3 separate regions of the Homo sapiens genome follow, and regions 2 and 3 are each linked to region 1. A link is a contact called in ENCODE Hi-C or POLR2A ChIA-PET data. All regions are on one chromosome and are shown on one strand. The core of a region is the stretch at or near the end of the contact, and the rest is flanking DNA. Distances in the headings are between cores, read along the strand shown.

Region 1 (2,608 bases), core at 75-2,574:
GAAAGGAACAAATTAAGTCGAGGCTCACAGTGAGCCGGGAAATACATTCTCCATCAGACAAGCGACCTTGGGGCCTTCGGTTTTAGGCGGGAAAGGTCACTGGTAAGGCAGCCCCTTGTTTATGGAGCCCGGATACCAATGACGTGGTCACCTCCGAGAAGCACAATTACCAACAGGGGCACGCCAAACTCTTTTATTGGTTACCTCTTAAACACTCCAGAAATCTGTCCAAGTCCTTGCAGAATAGCAGAAAACAAAAGTGCTCTCAGCAGGAGGGGGAAGCCAGGACTCGATGATGAGCAATTAGTGAATCAATGACTCTCAGAGACACTGATTTAGACCAGCAGTTCTTATTAGCGACCGTCGAGGAAAATGCAGGGACACACAAAGCTTCCAGGAGAGACTAAAGCTTTAAAAACATTTTTTTAAAAATCACCACAAACTGCCTTCAGAGCTTCCCCCTAAAACACTTAAAATGTGTGCTCAGTCTGAGGAAAAAAAAAAAAAGACTATTTGTTGTTTCCTTAATGTCAAAAAAACAAGTGAAACTACAACCACTAGTTCTGTCGCCCCACATGAAAATTATTCTCTCAAAATCCCAAAAATGAGATAAGGAATTAGGTATTAGACAAAAGAAAGAAAGAAAAAATAAAGAAGAAAGAAGGAAGGGAGGGAAAGACAGAAAGAGGCTGGCTAGCTAATATGAACAGCATGAACTTTTTCTTACCCTCATCAGATTGCAGGAATATAAAACAGATTGGTCTCCACTCCCACTCCATCCATGTTGAATAAAAAGATACTGATTCACGTGATAAGACGTATTCTTTAGTACTTTCTTAATATAACCCCTCATCATCTAAACACCTGTTCGGAAAATCAGAACTACACAACAGAAAGTGAGTGGTAGGAGGCTTGGCTAACTGACGGGCAAGGAGAAAAGAAAACATTTCTAAAAATATAATGATGCTTGCTAAGAAAATAGAGTTCCATGTACACAGAAATTCTCAGGAATACCTACTTGGGGAGACGTTCCTGTAACTGTTTTTAAACATTCAGTTCCATCCCACAGAATTCAAAACACCTACTAAGAACACAGAAGCTTCCCAGGCATGACTGTGGGGGCCGGAACCTTCCACAAACTTTATTTGAAGGCTGCTAATAACATGCAGCTGGGCATACTTTCCCCACACCCCAGCCTCTCCTGAAAAGTGCGCCCTCCCACCACCACCTTCCTTTCTTTCTGATTTTGTGAATACCAGCGAACGCTGAGACAATGCGGTTCACCGTGAAAATGGAAAACCGCAAGTTGGCCTCCTCAGCAGCAGCCAGCCCCCAGCCAAGGGCCCTCTGCAAACTTCCCCTTTATTTGTTCCTTGGTTTGGTTTCTGCTGGGTTGCTAATCTATTTGCTCTAAGCTATTGGAAGAAGTCGGCAAAAGAAAACAAAAAGGCTTTCTTCCTAGCAGGGGAAAAATGGGTAACCTTGAACCCAAAGAACCCTCCCTCCCCTGAAACTCCGGCTACTCTGAAAGTTTGTTGCTATCTAACCTTGAAAACAGTATGTGCCTCAGGGTCCCCTCCGCACTGGGCTCTAACAAGGATGTTGACGGTTCCTTATCTAAGGGGAAGGATGCAAACAATTTTTTTTAAGGTGAAAAGAAGAAACTTCTAAGAAACCGACGCCAATCTATGCACAGAAAAACCTCCCCTATCCTCCTACAAGTCTTCCAGAAAGGGGAGGGGTTGAAGAAAGAGAAAATCCAAAAACTGATCACTGCTAAGCTCCATAGTTTCAATAAATTGTTACCAATGTTGTCTTCGAAGGCAAAAAAAAAAAAAAGGTCATTTTAATTCTGGTTGAGGAGGGCATAGGGTAAACCCCTGGCCAACTTGAGCTTCTCCCATCCCCAGCAGATGAGGCTGAGGTTGATCCAGAGGTGACCTGTGCCAACAAGCCCTCCCCCAATGGGGGCAGATGACGCCATGAAGCCCCATGCTTCTCATCTCCATGGTGACCCCAAAAAACAAAATCAACTCTACACTAGGAGACACAAGAGTCCCATCAACTTAGAAACTTTCTTCTTCTCAGTAATAGTCTCCTACAACATTTTAATGAAATACTTTTTTAAAAATTGGGGTCAGAGTGTTTTACGTGGGATTACAGTCAAACCACATCTTCCCATCTCTTCGTACTTATTCACTTAAAAATATATATATGCTGCAGATTTCAAAGTGGGCTGTGACTGCACAGCTGTAGGGAATGAGCTTGTCAAGAGAAAAAACACACAGGCACACCTCTAAAACACATACATAAAGCACACAGATTTATTTTTTGTTTGGAGTGAGAGACACATCAGTTCGAGTTCTAGGCCAGCAGCTGTACTACAAACGTTTCGGGGTGGCGGGTGCGGGGTGGATGGCAGGGGCAGGGGGAACACAGGAGTGAGCCTCAAGGACAGCTGAAATGAGGGCCACCTTCGAAACCCTGCAGCCAGGCGTCACCAGGACTACCATGACCGGGTGGAGGGCCCAGCACAGCCAATCCAACTCTTTCATTAAAGAAGGGAAAAAATTCAACAGGGATGAAAAGAAACCAATACTTGGGCAAT
Region 2 (2,608 bases), core at 69-2,568, 390 kb before region 1:
AATCCCATCATTCTGACCCTAATGAGGGCCGCAGCCTGTCAACCAGTTAACCAGGTTAATTTTGTCTCACCTTTATTTCTCCTTAGTAGTTTAAACTTTATTTTCTTTTCCAAAATGGAAAACAATATTTTTTTAATTGTTAAAGGAAGTTCTTACTGATTTTTAAGCCTCAAGGTGAGTCTGGGCTGGCTACCTTTGGGCTACGGCTAACCCGTCTTAAAGAACCAGACATTCTGAGAGTCACACTTTCACATCTTTGGCTCCAGAGGGCTGCTCCTTGCAACAATCACTTCTCCCTTCTGCCTCCCTTGGCTTCTCCCCCTCTGCCCTATGACCAGTTGCCTTCAATGGCAGAGGCAAAGAACATCGATGCAGGTGGGGTCACTCCTGGCTTTGGCCCCTCCCTTTCCCAGGGGCCTGTGATTTGAGGCCCTCAGTTCTGGTGGGCCTGGAAGAGCCAGAAGTGGATTGATTTTCACCCACTTGTCACAGGGATGGGAAGAGATTGATGAGGCACCCAAGGCACACTAGCAGGAGACTGAGACAGAGACACAAAGATACACGGGAGACCAAATCAAGCTGGGCCTGGCTCCTGACTCAGCAGAGAAAACAGAACTGAAGCCTCCAGATGCCCTTGGGGCGGGAAGCCCGAAGGTGAGCCCCTCTGAAGCTGTAGCTGAGAAATGAATAAACTGGCCAATGGAAAGAGCAGGTTAAAGAGAAAAGAAAAAAATAAATTATAGAGGCTTAGAGCAAGTGAACGGCTGATCTGGGAATGCGCTGGCAGAAAAAAGGGATGGAGATTTTTGAATATAGAAGATTCAACTTGCAGATAACACTTGGCCCTCTCACTCATGGAGGCAAATATGAAGCCGAGATATTCAAAAGGCGGTATTATCTTAGTCTAACACACTTTTTTTCTTCTGAGCTCAGGAAAACAGAAGAAGCTTGGACAGTGGACTCCTGGTTTTGTCCAGGCAGCTGAAACCCCTCCCTATACAAATAAACTAATTAGCCCGTTCCATTTTAGGCTAATAGGATGGGGTGGGCATGAGGAGGCGCAGTGGTAGACGGAAAGTTTTTTGGCTTCTTTCTTGTCTGGCCGGATGTGAACCCAGGAAGGTGTTGGGCAGGCCCACCTAACTAATGGGTGGGGAGAGGCAGGTTTAGGTTTCCGTTTCTTCCAGCAGGAGAGCCACCTAGAGACTAATCTAGCCAGCAGAAGCAGCCTCGGAGACAGGATGTAGCATGCCCACAGAAGGGTGCTGTTCAGAAATACCCCCTTCTGCAGGCTTAGATAGAAGACAAAAGGGCTGTTGGTATTATGCCCATCCTTGGCAACCGCTCCCATTCCTGTGTGTGGGGAGGCCTGTGGTTTCTGAGTCGGCCTGAAGGGAATTTCACAATAAGCAGCTCATCTTAGGTCTATATTACCCCTCCTTGCTCAGTCCTCCTCCATCAAATGACACTAAAATCACCGTGGAGAAGACACTGTATTAGAATGCAGCTTTCAAATCCCAAGTCCCGTTTTATTACGCACTTGCTCATCACGGTGCCGGAGCCTCAGCTCAAAGTCACCTTGCAGATGTCCCCCAGCCAGGGGTGAAAGACAGGGCTGCTGGGTCCCCACTAGAGGGCGCAGCCAGCAGGCAATAAGCACCCAGTTCTGGCTGGTCCCGCCTCTAGCTAGGCTTCTGGGCAGTGGAACCCGCACCCCTGAGGGCTGGGCGCATGGAAGAGAGGAGCCTCTATTTTCCACAGTCGACACTTCTCTCTGTCTGTCTCTGTGAGCAGAAGAACCAGGCTCCAGAAAGCATGTTAAAGTCCCCGAACGAGCCATCTGGAAACCCATGCATCTTTGAGAAGACTCATAAAAAGCAACGGCTCTGGCTGCTTAGGAGAGAATGGGGACTGCCACTCGGCACATAAACTTGTCAGTAGCTGTTCCTGCTGTCTGACAGTGGGAAGGCATTAGGGACAAAGCAATTTTCTTCTTTTGCAAACTCAGCGTAACTCCACAAACTGAACACTGGCTGGCTACGCAGGAAAGGGGGTCATTTGAGAACCCGTCTCCCTCTAAGAGGAGAGGTGGGGAGTGGGGTTGGGGGGTGGGGGAAGGCATGAAGCCAAATCTCTCACCTGAGGGTGCTTTCTGTGGAAGTCATTCTCCAGTCAATTCTCAGTGATCCTTCTAAGCGAACGGTGCCTTTCCCCAGGCACGGAGACTTATTTTGGGGGGCCAGAATTGGTCCCATATACCAGGATCAGCTTGGGAAGAGAGGATGGGACATGGCTCTTAGTGGGCAAGGGCACCTTGTCTACTGCTCAGCTAGGGTGTGCGTGTGAGGGGGCGGGGACAGGGAGCACACTTTGTTGAATAAATAAACAGTGCTGAGGTTTATAAATTGGATATTATGACTCCTGTCCCAGAAGAGGACAACGTCTTGCAAACGTCTTGGCATTTTTGCAGCAGGAGCTATGAGCATTAAGTGGCTTGGGACAAGCCCTGCTCTAGGATGGCAGTTTGGGGGCTCATTGCGGTGATCAGGTTCATTTCATCAGCAGCATCCATGGCAGGTTCCTCTTTGCCCCTCATCCTCACTCTCCA
Region 3 (2,608 bases), core at 74-2,573, 320 kb before region 1:
GGATCCGAAGCCCTTGCAAAGGTAAGCTCACTGCCCTGGCATCTTTGGGGATGGTGGCTGGCAGTCTGAGGAGTATGCCAAGCTTTGGGAAGTAAAGGGCTTTTGTTTTTCCCTGGTCTCTGTACAAAAGAACCCAGTCAGCACGCGGCCTTGGGGCCCAGAGGGAAATCCAAGCCCTGGACCTGTGGCCTTGATGTACCATCCAGGACAAGGAAAGCCTGTTTGGCCTGAAGAGGCCAGTGTTTGCAGTTTCATTTCTCACTCCAAACAGGTCGTGTCTGAGACTGTTTAGTCCTCCAGAGGGAGAGGCCTATTTCGATGGATAAAATTCCCCAGTGCTCAGGTATCAACCTTGACCGTCTGACTGTCTGGCTAACAGAAAGGGGAGGGGAGCAGAGGGAGGAAAGGGCTCAGGAGGAGAGGAGGTCCTGCAGCTTCTAGGGTGGGTATCTGTCCTTCTGTGGCGTTTCCTAACAGACATAAGAGGCCTGACCTGGTCTTGCGCCTGATCAGCTTGACCTCTTCCCCAGCCAGGTTCTGGTGGGTTTGAGGCCAACATTGTTTCTCTGAAGATCCTCACCTCCGGACATTAGGCCCTGAGCCCTGCCCAGGGAGATGGTGAAGAGGAGGGGAGATGCTACTCAAGTGTAAAGTGTCTTGCCTAGAGCCTGACAGCTACACACATCTTGCTACTGAGGCAGGAGGGGTGAGCTTGGCCTCCAGAGACCACATGTCACACATACCTCCCTGCACAGCCCTCCTTTGCCATCCAGTGGCCACAGCCTTTTTTCTTCCTGGTCACTGCTCTCCTGCCCCCTCTGCCAATCACAAGCCTTTCTGGAGACCCCACAAAAAGCAGGACATTTTGTAAGGCTCTTGCAGGTTTATAATCAAGATTCGGGGAGACCCACCCTCAAGGAACTTGCAAAGCAAGGAAGATAAACACAAAACAAGCCCTTGATCAGAGTTCAACTCCTACTGTGTACCTGCACGGCACCTGGCCCTGAGTCAGCCTCACAGCAGAACGAACAGGGCCCATGACAAAAAGACGACAAGGGGTCCTTTGACCAACAATGACTAGGATTTGCAAGACGGCAACAAAGAGCAGAGCATTAGACCAGCGTGGGGGGCCTCTGAGGACAGGGCCAAGCGACGGCTCAGGCCTTACACCCAGGAAGCTGGCACTGCTGAGAGAGAGCTGTTGAATGTGTTGGAGAAAGAGGCTATGATGTAACAAGGAGAGGGGGTGGAACCCACCTAGGGGAGGTGAAGTGGCCCGGGGAGGGAAACGCAGGAACCTCGGCTGCCCTCCATGTGCAGCTCCCACTTGAGATGGGCATGTCACCATCACTCCTGCGTGAGCTTCAGAGAGCCAGGTCACCTCTACTCAGTTCTAACATCTGCTCCAGGGTTTCAATTCCATCCTGTTGCTCTTCTTGCCCAGGGCCAGAGGCCAAGATGGATTCCTGACTAGCGTGAGTATGTGGCCAGGTGAGGGCAAGGCCTTAAGAAGCCAGTAAGGGGCTAGGGGGTTGGTGAGGCAGCAATTGCACCCCTGTAAATCCTGGCAGCTGTGCTGGGAAGCCCTGGTCCTTCAATCTGGCAGGGGAAGGGTCCCTAACCACTCTGCAGTCCTTTTCCCTCACTGGTACAAGCCCTTCTGCTCCTTTGCAAACTCAGGTAGTCATATAGTTTGGATATTTGTCTCCGCCCAAATCTCATGTTGAAATGTACTCCCCAGTGTTGGAGGTGGGGCCTGGTGGGAAGCCTCTGATTCATGGGGGTGGATCCCTTGTGAATGGTTTGGGCCACCTGCTTGGTGATGAGTGAGCTCTTACTCGGAGTTGCTTAAAAATGTGTGGCACCTCCCTGCACTCTCTCGCTTGCTTGCACCTGCTTTCACCAAGCGACGTGCCTGTTCCTACTTTGCCTTCCTCCGTGAGTAAAAGCTCCCTGAGGCCCCACCCCAGAAGCCTAGCGATGTTGGCACCATGCCTGTACAACCCGCTGAACTGTAAGCCAACTAAACTTCTTTTTTAAATAAATTACCCAGTCTCAGGTATTTCTTTATAGCAACGCGAGAACGGCCTAACACAGACAGGCTTCCCAGCTGGTCACTGTGGATACTGGAAAGTGAGCGGAAGAGACCCTCCCTCCTCCCTTCTCAGACATCATAATCAGGCACTGTCCTTGTGGACAGGGACCAGCGTGTGGCCAAGCACCAGGGGACCTACTTGTAAATGATAACTTTCCTTGTTCTACTGCAAAAAGGTCCTCATGGATGTGGGACCTGCCCATGCAGTCTACAGAGGAAGGGGTTACTGTGCAAACAGAAATGGAGCTGCCAGCTTCCATAGGGAAAGGCAGGCAGCAGGAATGTCTACCTTCCAGGACACATGCATGTTATAAATGGCCCAGACCTGTTTGCAAAAGGCATTGAGAGACCTGTTAGATTTATAATCTTGACTCAGGAGGGTTACTCTGGGGAGGAAGGCACGCACTGTTTATTGAGTGCTATCCATAACTAGGCACAGCCACAACATCCTTGTAATTTTCATATATTACATAACATATACACATAATGGATATAAAGCACAGTGCCTGGCAC

What was found. A loop is a pair of places that touch in the nucleus more often than their neighbours do. ChIA-PET counts read pairs that join two places held with the same protein, here RNA polymerase II (POLR2A). Pooled maps may share reads with other maps.
Region 2: a loop to region 1 is called in a map of naive thymus-derived CD4-positive, alpha-beta T cell, with 5 times the contacts of the local background. The contact joins two enhancer-like sites. A Hi-C loop is called at or near these places in 3 of 168 maps with a recorded cell type or tissue (cardiac septum, heart right ventricle and naive thymus-derived CD4-positive, alpha-beta T cell) and 8 of 50 pooled maps. POLR2A ChIA-PET finds 5 or more read pairs at or near these places in 1 of 52 experiments (Caco-2).
Region 3: a loop to region 1 is called in a map of sigmoid colon, with 3 times the contacts of the local background. The contact joins the promoter of MSI2-AS1 here to the enhancer-like site in region 1. A Hi-C loop is called at or near these places in 1 of 168 maps with a recorded cell type or tissue (sigmoid colon) and 8 of 50 pooled maps.

What each region holds. Positions count from the first base shown.
Region 1 is chr17:57,284,132-57,286,739 of GRCh38, reverse strand. All of the region lies in intron 5 of MSI2 (musashi RNA binding protein 2), which reads right to left. Among named protein-coding and RNA genes, the nearest start is that of MSI2, 29 kb to the right of the region's middle. RefSeq lists an enhancer at 1,633-1,902. Within about 2 kb of position 1,324, at least 10 of the 41 ENCODE cell types and tissues checked have a DNase peak (open chromatin) inside an H3K27ac peak, as active enhancers do.
Region 2 is chr17:57,671,106-57,673,713 of GRCh38, reverse strand. All of the region lies in intron 11 of MSI2 (musashi RNA binding protein 2), which reads right to left. Among named protein-coding and RNA genes, the nearest start is that of MSI2-AS1, 64 kb to the right of the region's middle. Within about 2 kb of position 1,318, at least 5 of the 41 ENCODE cell types and tissues checked have a DNase peak (open chromatin) inside an H3K27ac peak, as active enhancers do.
Region 3 is chr17:57,607,127-57,609,734 of GRCh38, reverse strand. It overlaps MSI2-AS1 (MSI2 antisense RNA 1), which reads left to right and starts at 1,323. Exons shown (of 3, transcript NR_110807.1): 1 at 1,323-1,475. All of the region lies in intron 8 of MSI2 (musashi RNA binding protein 2), which reads right to left. RefSeq lists enhancers at 627-1,219, 1,220-1,814.